Linked DNA regions of Homo sapiens: region 1 is linked to region 2. Evidence: read pairs that join two places in POLR2A ChIA-PET (ENCODE). Cell type or tissue: PC-9. All regions are shown on one strand. Links, peaks and the distances in the headings refer to the core of each region. The heading gives the core; the rest is flanking DNA.

The links. Peaks named below come from ENCODE experiments on the same cell type or tissue, not always from the same donor. Only the 100,000 strongest peaks of a DNase experiment are listed, where the experiment ranks them.
Region 1: POLR2A ChIA-PET joins it to region 2 with 17 read pairs; 12 of 35 experiments call an interaction of 5 or more read pairs at or near these places.

What each region holds. Positions count from the first base shown.
Region 1 is chr12:56,088,622-56,093,991 of GRCh38, reverse strand. ERBB3 (erb-b2 receptor tyrosine kinase 3) reads right to left here. Exons shown (of 28, transcript NM_001982.4): 8 at 5,336-5,370; 9 at 5,124-5,244; 10 at 1,172-1,245; 11 at 916-1,006; 12 at 442-647; 13 at 96-228. Among named protein-coding and RNA genes, the nearest start is that of ERBB3, 11 kb to the right of the region's middle. In PC-9, for the core only: no CTCF peak of the experiment used is centred there; no DNase peak of the experiment used is centred there.
Region 2 is chr12:55,718,205-55,723,569 of GRCh38, reverse strand. BLOC1S1 (biogenesis of lysosomal organelles complex 1 subunit 1) reads right to left here. Exons shown (of 4, transcript NM_001487.4): 3 at 4,347-4,479; 4 at 3,867-4,071. The coding sequence ends at 3,961. RDH5 (retinol dehydrogenase 5) reads right to left here and starts at 3,177. Exons shown (of 5, transcript NM_002905.5): 1 at 3,053-3,177; 2 at 2,076-2,417; 3 at 1,623-1,881. The coding sequence starts at 2,385. BLOC1S1-RDH5 (BLOC1S1-RDH5 readthrough) reads right to left here. Exons shown (of 6, transcript NR_037658.1): 3 at 4,347-4,479; 4 at 1,623-1,881. It also overlaps a transcript of CD63 not described here. RefSeq lists enhancers at 2,114-2,742, 5,310-5,365. In PC-9, for the core only: CTCF peaks have their summits at 2,264 and 2,464; a DNase peak (open chromatin) is centred at 2,299.

The DNA of each region.
Region 1 (5,370 bases), core at 149-5,148, 370 kb before region 2:
GAAAGCTGTCTAAAGACTTTTATTGTATGCCACCTGAACAGTTCCATTGCAGGGCCCCACCCCCACCCATCCTTGACTGGCTCCCCTTACTGTACCCATTCAGAAAGTTGCAGTGGGTCACACAGACACCTCCTCGGCTATAATTTCGACAGGACAAGCACTGACCAGGGCCTGGGCCCCAGCATCCCCCAGAGGAGCACAGTGGGTCACACACTTTGCCCTCTGCCACTGGAAAGGAAGGGGTGGGTTAGGAGAGGAGTCTGAGGACTCCCAGCAAGCCCTCTCTTCATTATTCTTCCTCGTTACTGCTTCCAGCCTAACAGCCCCCTTCTCCTTGGTTCCATCCCTCAACCCTACTCCCACGTCTAGGGCAGAATAGTCCTTTCAGCCCTCTCCTCCCTGACTCCCTATTCTCACCACCTAGCAGACCCTTTCCCTCACCGCAGTCTCTGCGCGGCCGATTATGCTTGATGTCTAGTCGCTCTTCCGTAGGCCCCCGAAGCACCTTGGTCCAGTTCAAAGAGTGGTGGTAGCAGAGCTGCCTATTGGCACTTATATAGATACGCCCAGCACTAATTTCCTTCAGGGATCGGAAGCCCAGAGATGTGACATTCAAGTTCTTCATGATCAACAATGAGAAGCCCCGGCTGAGAATAAGGAGACAGGATGAGAGGAGAGACTACTAAGGGAACATTAACTATTCAAAGGATTCATGTTAGTCAAGAAATTTGCTCAGTGCTAGTCAGATCCACTGAGAGGGAATCCCCCTCCTTTTGCCTTTTCCTCGTGAAACTCTGAAACCCTTTGGTTTTGAGGCACTGCTGTATGAGACAGTGCCTTGTATTTTACTAAAGAATGCCTATGACACAGGCTTCATTGCCTGAAGATGCCATTTCCTCCATACCCTTTACTCACTTGTAGAGGCTTCTGCCTCCAATGGTTGTCAAATTGGAAAAAACACTGAAGTTGTGCATGTGGGGCGGCCAGGACTGGATGTTCAGGTAACCTGAGGGGTTGGAGAGAGGCATATGGGCAGGGAGCCTTCTTCTTTCTTGGGTTCTCCTGGCTCCTCCCCTATAACTTGGGACGTGATTTTCTCAAGTAGTTATACCGCAATTTATGCCAGTGGTTCACCTATTCTTCTAGAAAGGGCAAACTCTCTGCCACTCACCTGTGATCTCCCGTACTGTCCGGAAGACATTGAGCTTCTCTGGGTCCAGGGCAGGGATCTTGTGCCAGGGGTCTCTGAATAGAACAGTAGAAACCAGTCAATAAGGTAAAGGTATAACTCAATGGCAATGAGCACACCCAGCCTCAGCATTTGGTTTCTAAATATCATTCTCCACTAAAAGGAAACATTCCTTGGAGAAATGGCTGGGATGGGGGAAATATAATATAAGCCCAGAGCATCTTGTGCAAACAAGACAAGACTCAAAGAATTAAGGGTACAGCCCAAAGAACACAGGAGCCAACTTGGAGGGGCTGGCTAAAATAAATAATGATTGTAAAGGATTATAACCATTGACTAGAATAAAATAAGTATCCATAAGAGTAAATAGGAAAGGAAGACCTTTTTTTTTTTTTTTTTTTTTTTTTTTTTTTGAGACAGAGTCTTGCTCTATCGCCCAGGCTGGAGTACAGTGGCAGCAATCTCAGCTCACTGCAACCTCCACCTCCTGGGTTCAAGTGATTCTCCTGCCTCAGCTTCCTAAGTAGCTGGGAATACAGGAGCACACCACCATGCCTGGCTAATTTTTTGTATTTTTAGTAGAGACAGGGTTTCACCATGCTGGCCAGGCTGGTCTTGAACTCCTGACCTTGTGATCCGCCCGCCTCGGCCTCCCAAAGTGCTGGAATTACAGGCATGAGCCACTGCACCTGGCCTTTTTTTTTTTTTTTTTTTAAGAGACAGGGTCTCACTCTGTTGTGCAGAGTGAGTGCACTGGCTGGAGAGCAGTAGTGCCATCATAGCTCACTGTAACCTTGAACTCCTGGGCCCAAGCAATTTTCCCACTGGCTCCCAAAGGGCTGAGATTACAGGCATAAGCCACTGTGCTCAGCTGGAAAGACTCTTCCTAACAGTAGAATGCCAACAAACAAATGCAGAAGGAATAATGGAATTAGAAAATTATCATTTGGCAACTATCATAACAATAATTGATTCAGGCAATTATCCCAAGACATTCATTAATTGTGAATGGAAAAATAGTAACTTTACAGTAGAAAAACCTGACAGATATCACCTTAACTAAGTGACCAGAGACATCATTGTGAGTGCTGGGACAAATCAACATCACGTACATCCTCAATAGGATGCCCTGAGCTCACAGCCTCTGTGGTGTTCTTATCAAACTCCAGCCTGGCAGCGGCGCATGCCTATAATCCCAGCACTTTGGGAGGCTGAGACAGGAGGATCACTTGAGCTCATGAGTTCGAGACCATCCTGGACAACATGGTGCAACCCTGTCTCTATAGAGAATGGCTTGAACCTGAGAGGTGGAGGTTGCGTGAGCTGAGATCACGCCACTGCACTCCAGCCTGGGCAACAAGAGCGAGACTCCGTCTCAAAAAAAAAAAAAAATATATATATATATACACACACATATATAAATATATAAATAGTATATAATATTTATGTTTATATATATTTATATATATTATTTATATATATATATTTATATTTATATATATTATTTATATATATATATATATATATATATATATAAAATTAGCCAAGCATGGTGGCATGCACCTGTAATCCCAGCTACTCAGGGGGCTGAGGTGCTCGCTTGAGCACGGGAGGCAGAGGTTGCAGTGAGCTGAGATCATGCCACTGTATTCCAGCCTGGGCAATAGAGCCAGACCTTGTCTCAAAAAAAAACTACAAAAACTTGAATCTAATCATGAGGACACATCAAACTAATCCAAACTGAAGAACATGCTGCCCATTACCTAATCTATACTCATCAAGAATATCATGAAAGATAAACAAAACCTGAGGAGCTGTTATAAAGGAGATTGAAGTGCCACGATAACTGAATGTAATGTATGATCCCAAACCTTAGGAGGACAATTAGTGAAATCTGAATAAGGTCTGTAGCTTAGATAATATTTTGTGTTAATGTTAATTTTCCGATTCAAACAACTATGCTGTGGTTATGTAAGAAAATATTATTTTTAAGGAATATACGCTGAAATATAACAGGGGTAAGAAAGAACCATGTGTGAAAATTTACCCTCACGTGGTCCAGAAAAACAATAGCATGTGTTTTGTGTGTGTGTGTGTGTGTGTAGAGAGAGACAGAGAGAGAGAGAAGTGATAAAGCGTATGTGGTATTTTTTTTGGCGGGGGACAGAGTCTCGCTCTTTCACCAGGCTGGAGTGCAGTGCCGCGATCTCGGCTCACTGCAACCTCTGCCTGCCAGGTTCAAGCTATTCTCCTGCCTCAGCCTCCTGAGTAACTGGGACTACAGGCGCACACCACCACGCCCAGCTAATTTTTGTATTTTTAGTAGAGATGAGGTTTCACCATGTTGGCCAGGATGGTCTCAATCTCTTGACCTCGTGATCCACACCTAGTGATCCACCTGCCTCAGCCTCCCAAAGTGCTGGGATTATAGGCATGAGCCACTGTGCCCGGCCATATGTGGTATGTTAACATTTGGAGGATCTGGGTAAAAGAGTGTATGGGGGGCCAGACGCGGTGGCTCACACTTGTAATCCCAACACTTTGGGAAGCTGGGGCGGGTGGATCACTTGAGGTCAGGAGTTCGAGACCAGCCTGGCCTACATGGTGAAACCCTGTCTCTACTAAAAATACAAAAATTAGCCGGGCATGATGGCACACACCTATAATTCCAGCTACTCAGGAGACTGAGGCAGGAGAATTGCTTGAACCCGGGAGGCAGAGGAGGCGGAGGTTGCAGTGAGCCAAGATTGCACCACTGCACTCTAGCCTGGGGAACAGAGTGAGACTTTGTCTTAAAAAAAAAAAAAAAGTATATGGGGAATTTTATACCATTCTTGCAACTTTAGTGTAGATCTAAAATTATGTCAAAATAAAAAATTAAAGGAAAAAAAAAAACAGGTGGTCATAGTGGGTTTTTTTTACACACACACACACATTTTAAATGCTGTCCTATAGACTAGAAAGTCCCTTTGTTCTTTTTGCTCCAAGGAGCAGAATGAGTGAAAACAGCTAAAAGTCATGGGGAGACAGAATTTTCTTTTCTTTTCTTTTTTTTTTTTGAGAAAGAGTCTCGCTCTGTCGCCAGGCTGGAGTGCGGTGGTGTAATCTCGGTTCACTGCAATTTCCGCCTCCTGGGTTCAAGTGATTCTCGTGCCTCAGCCTCCTGAGTAGCTGGGATTACAGGCATGTGCACCACCACACCCAGCTAATTTTTGTGTTTTTAGTAGAGATGGCATTTCACCATGTTAGCCAGGATGGTCTCGATCTGACCTCGTAATCCGCCCACCTCGGCCTCCCAAAGTGCTGGGATTATAGGCATGAGCCACCGGGCCCAGCCTGGAGACAGATTTTTATCCAAATCTAAGGAAGAACTTTTACAAAACTTTAAGAAGGAGGTTGGGTGCTGTGATCCCTAGCACTTTGGGAGGCCAAGATGGGAGGATTGCTTGAGCACAGGAGTTCGAGATCAGCCTGGGCAACATAGCAAGACCCTGTCTCTACAAAAAAATACAAAAAAATTAGTCAAGTATGATGGTGTGTGCCTATAGTCCCAGCTACTTGGGATCACTTGAGCCCAGGAGGTCGAGGCTACAGTGAGTCGAGATCACGCCACTGCACTCCAGCCTAGGTGACAGAGCAAGACCCTATCTCAAAAAAGAAAAAAGAATAAAAAAGAAAACTTTAAGAAGGAGGATATGTTGTTCCTGTCCCTTGTTCCTTGGCAGGGCGATATTGAATTGCTCAAAGATGTTCCTGAGGGGACCGAAGGCCTGGATGGAGGATGTGTTAAGCATTCTTTCAGGTCCTTTGTAACAGGCTAGAATTTTATGACTTTGATTCCTAGTCAGCTCCACATAGGAAAGTTTTGGCCAATGAAATGAACTGTGAGGGGTGCGTGGGCTGGGGTCTAAGGAGGGAAGGCAGGATCTCTAACCCATTGAGGCCGGTGATCAGAAAGTCCAGGTTGCCCAGGATCTTGGTGCAGTTCACAAATCCATCAATGTTGCTCGAGTCCACAGTCTGGAAGCGGCTCCCAGAGCCTGTTCCCTCACAGGCTGCAAATGTAAGAGAGGTTCAGTGGGGGTGGTCTGCGCAGGCTCAGAGGAAAGGCTGTCTCTTTACAACTTCTTACCATCTCCTACCCACCTTTGGGACATAGTCCCCCACAAGGCTCACACATC
Region 2 (5,365 bases), core at 366-5,365:
CATTTAAAAATAAAAAAAACCATTATCAGCTTGTAGGCAGCTGGCCAGATCTGGCTTGAGTACTGAGTTTGCCGATTCCTGACCTAGAGGAACCCCATTCCCTTGCTCCCAAAACACATGGTTGAGCCCTGAGTGCTGGATATTGAAGGGTATAGTCTCGTATTTGCTGGAGGGTAAGCTGATGGGGAAAGTGGGGATACATCCCACTGCCCTGGCACAGATGTAGAAATCCAAGTATAGGTAAGGAGCAGGAGGGAAGGGGATAAAAAAAAATTCAAGTATAAAGTATGTGTTCCAGTATGCAGTGGCTCACACCTATAATCCCAACACTTTGGGAGGCCCAGGCGGAAGCATCGCTTGAGGCCGGGAGTTGGAGACAAGTCTGGTCACCACAGCAAGACCCCATCTGTAAAAAAATACTAGCCAGGCATGCTGGCACGCGCCTGTGGTCTCAGCTACTCAGGAGGCTGAGGCGGATATCGCTTGAGCTGCTTGAGCCTAGGAGTTTGAAGTTCAGTGGGCCGTGACTGCACCACTGCACTCCACCCTGGGTGAGAGCAAGGCCTTGTCTCAAAACTAAAAGTATGTGTCCCATGATGCTGCCTGAAAAATTAAGGCTGAGAGACAGGAGACATTCAGGTTATTTGCTGAGTGATGGTGACAAACGCAGGCTTCCTTAGAAGGTAGACTAAGCTTAGGCGCCTTATACTCCTGCTAAGAACTCAGGCCTTGGGCCGTGTGTGGTGGCTCATGCCTGTAATCCCAGCACTTTGGGAGGCCGGGTCGGGTGGATCACCTGAGGTCAGGAGTTCAAAACCAGCCTGGCCAACATGGTATAACTCCATCTCTACTAAAAATACAAAAAAATTAGCTGGGAGTGGTGGCACGTGCCTGTAAGCCCAGCTAATCGGGAGGCTGAGGCAGGAGAATCACATGAACCTGAGAGGCAGGGGTTGCAGTGAGCTGAGATCTCGCCATTGCACTCCAGCCTAGGCAACAAGAGCAAAACGCTTAAAAAAAAAAAAACAAAAAAAAACTCAGGCCCTACTCCCGTTGTCCTCATCATGTCTCCTTTGTGCTCCCACGGAACTTTGAACCTTATTGTTTAAAGACGAGAGGCAAGGCCGGGCGTGGTGGCTCACACCTGTAATCCCAGCACTTTGGGAGGCTGAGGTGGGCGGATCACGAGGTCAGGAGTTTGAGACCAACCTGGCCAACATAGTGAAACCCTGTCTCTACTAAAAATACAAAAATAAGCCAGGCATGGTGGCGCATGCCTGTAGTCCCAGCTACTCGGGAGGCTGAGGCAGGAGAATCGCTTGAACCCCGGGGGTGGAAATTGTGGTGAGCCAAGATCGCGCCACTGCACTCCAGCCTGGCGACAGAGCAAGACTCCATCTCAAAAAACAAAAAACAAACACGTTAAAAATGGGTAAAGAGAAGTAATCTACTTATGGTCACAAAGCTTACATAAGGGTAGACTTCATTGAACCCATGAAGTCTAGCCCTAAACTGTCTCTTCTTAACTATTCCAATGTGCTGTATCTTAACCACCTCTGCTGGCCCACGTTTGTTGAGTGGGCTGCTGTTAGTCCTGGAACCCAGAGCCCTGTACCCCTCACCTCAGGCTGTCAGAGAAGGCCTCCAGGCCAAATTTGGAGACACAGTAGCCCCCACCATTGGCTGCCAGGCGACCCAGGACGCTGGTGATGTTGATCACCCGGCCCCGGGCTTGCTGCAGCAGAGGCAGCAGGGCAAGGGTGACCCCGATGGGACCCATTGTGTTCACATTCAGCACCCGCTGGAAATCGTCCCGGGTCAGCCATGGTGTGGGTCCGATGATACCAGCCACACCAGCATTATTCACCAGACCAAAAAGCCCTGTGGGGAGATGAAAAGGATGCTGGGGGTAGGTGAGGCACTCCCACAGCTCCCTCTTCTTCCTGGGAGCATCTGAAAACTGCTTCTCCTCAAATTGTCCCTTTAGCTTACCACAGCCCTTGCAGGTGACTCCTGGGGTGACTGTGGGGATCAGGACACCCCACACCATATTCCTGGTGGTCTACCATACTTACCTGCTTCCTTAACGTGCATCTCCACCCACTTGGCTGCCTGCTGGACGCTCTGGGGATCAGTGATATCCAACAGGGTGGTGTGGAGGCGGGAGGAGGCCACCCGCTGCAGGTCCTCGGCCCCGGAGGGGGTCAGGCAGCTGGCCAGGACTCGGAAGCCTCTCTGGTCCAGCTGCAGTGCCAGAAGGCGCCCAAAGCCTGAGTCACAGCCGGTGATGAAGACAAAGGCATTGCTGGCGGGCAGGCTCTGCCGGTCCCTGAGCAACCACAGCACTGCCCAGAGTAAGGCACCCAGCAGAAGAGGCAGCCACATAGCTGGAGCCCAAGTGACCTACAGGTGGCAGCCTAGGCTGGGCAGAAAAACTTGTCCAGTTTACTGTGGCCCTCAAGCCCTTTCCCCTAATACCCTCCCTAGCTGGAAGCATCTGGTGTGAGCATATTGAGAAATTATCTGGTTGGCAGATAATTGGCCAACCATGGCTCATCTGTTCAAAGCAAAGATGTGGGCAGACCCTGTATTTGTGGCTAACTTAACTAAAACCACATGAGCCAGATCCTGTGTACAGACCTGCTGTATGGAGCAGAGGCATCTTTTTTTTTTTTTTTTTTTTTTTGAGATGGAGTCTCACTCTGTCGCCCAGGCTGGAGTGCAGCAGAGGCATCTTCTTGCTTGCCTCACACCACCTCTCCTTCTAAACCAGGGACACTGAACCTTCTATATGCAACCTGGGTCTTGTGTTTGGAATGATGTATAGGGCCAAGAGGTTTGCTGTGTGATACTGAGCATCTCACTGTCTCTCTCAACCTATTTTCTCATCTACCAAGTGGGGCTAAGACCCACCAGGTCCACCTCAGAGTTGTGGAGGATCAAAGGGGATAATGTGTGAGGAAGCATGTTAAAAGCTGAAAGTTTTGAGTTGGCAATACATGTAATATCTGGCTAGTCTTCTCAGTTCCCCCAGCTCCCAGTATCCACTTACCTCCTGTGGCGAAAGCTGGCAGGTACTACAGCGCCCGAAGCTTATTCTTTTGCTTTTGTTTAAGAGACTGCTCCCAGTCTTCCCAGCCTCCCACACTAACTACTGCTAAGGCCAAAGTCCGGAGTGGGTGGACTTGGATGCCAGGCGTATTAAGTGTATGTGTGACAGGGTGGGGATAGGACTGAGGAGGAGGAGGAGCCAGGGAGGCTGGAGCTTGCCTGGCTGAAGCCAGGACTTGGCAGAGGCCAGATTTGCCTAGGCTCCCCCCACCCCTTGGCTGTCTTTCTCAGCCTGGGTTCCTGACCATCTATGTCATGGTCTCCAAGGAGGAGGGAGCTGTCAAGGATGGCAGCTGCACTGCTCTGTTGGTAACGGTTACTGGACCTGTCATTCCTCCCCCTTCTCAGCCCTGAAGTGCCCCCAGGAATTAATCTCCCACCTGGCTCAGACTCATGACACTGCTTAGAGTTAGCCTGGGAGAGGCCATGAGCACGTGGAGAGGCAGAAAGCCAGAGCTGGGGACCAGGCCTGTACCTTGCCTTGTTTCTCTTCTGTAGGAAACAAGTCCTGAATTAGGAAGCTTGGGGCAGGGCTACTAGGACCTTCTCTCAGGAGGGATGGGAACTCCCACCCTCTGCTTGCCTAACAGACACCTGCACAAGGGCCATGGAGGAGAAGAGAGTTGGGATAGTAAGAGGAAGCTAGTTCCACCCTCTCCCCAAAAGGTACCTGTCCCTCAGGGAAACCACCTTTGAACCTTCCACTCCCACCCCCGACACTGGAGCTAGTAGCTCTCTGAAACACACCACAGAGAAACGGAGGCTTGTGTTTTATTCAAGGCTTGTCAGCCTCCCTCCTTCCCCCTGCGGGTGAGGTAGGAGGGATAGGGTTGGGGGAGGGAACAGGGGCTAGGAAGGGGCAGACTGCAGCTGCCCTTTGTAGACATATTCCAGTGCAGTGGCAATGGTGCGCATGTCCAGCTCGATGCTCCGAGCCCAGTTCTCCACATCCCCAATTTCCTGGGAAGGGGGAGAGGAGGTGGGAGCCCAGGAATCAGAATGGGTAGAGTATGGCTTCCAGTCTGGGGAATACGTTTTATTCATCTCCTGGAAAAGGCTTTACTTGGACCCACCAACTGCTTTTCTTTCTTTCTCTACCTTTTCTGACACTGGGGCTATAGATGGGGTTTCTGGGACCACCCTACTTCCTCCTTAACCTAAACCTGAGGTAACCTGACTGGAGGCAGCCAATGGGGGCCCAGGATTGGGGTGGTGAGGTAGGGAGTATGGCCCACCTTGAGTGCCTGGTTGAAGTTCTCCACCATTCCGATCCACTGGCCTGTCTGCTTGGCAAATTGGGCAGCCTGGACCTGTAGGGTCTTCACCTCATGGTCCAGCTTTCTCTGGTTCATGTAGGCCTGGGCCACACTGGGGGGTTGGAGGAGGGAGGAGATCAGCTCCAGCTAGTTGGGGGTGGTCTCCGGGACTAATATTCCATTGCAGCAGTGGGAGTTCAGCCAAGAATCAGGGCTCATAATTTTGGCCATTTTTGGATGTGATGCAAATGACTACCAGTACATGCAAATAAACCCAGCTCCTTCCTTTCACTCCCAGGATTCCCAGGAGAGCCAAGCTCGGAGCTGACTAGAAACATACCAGCTCCAAACCCCAAAAAGGAGTTCCTGCAGCTGAGTGGGGGAAGGGAGGGAAAACCTGGGGTGATATCCCTGAGGAAAAAGCTGGGAGGGAAAAAGGGGCATGGAAAAACTGGGAAAATCCAGCAGGAGGAACACATCTGGCAGTGATTGGAAGCCTAGGGATCTATGCAAGAAGTTGGAGAGGGAAATTGGGCCCCTCCCTGAAGCCGGGTTAGGATGGGAGTACAAACCCCCTCCCCAGGAACCCTGGGTCAAAAGAGGGTATCCCAGGGGTTTCTTCTCGGCTCTCAGTTGCTCTCCCAAGCCTTCGCTTTTGCCCACACAGATCAAGGAACACACACAAACACACACACACACACACACACACATGCTCTCCCTCCCTTCTGCCTTAGGCACTAGTTTTTCTTTTCAATCAAGGTATGGGCTGTGGTTACCATTACTACCATGGGGTTGGTGTCCCCAACCTTCTGCCAGTGTTTTTTGCCCTCCCCAACCCCTGCAATAATTGTTCTCCTTTATTGGCTGTTGAATTTTTCACTTCCCACCCCAGAGCTCTACTCAGCCAGGAGATTCCACATCCGGTGCCCCCACCCACTGGAATGTGTGGGGGCTGGAGCGGGGAAGGGGTTGGTGGGGGCTGAGGGAGTGGGCAGGAC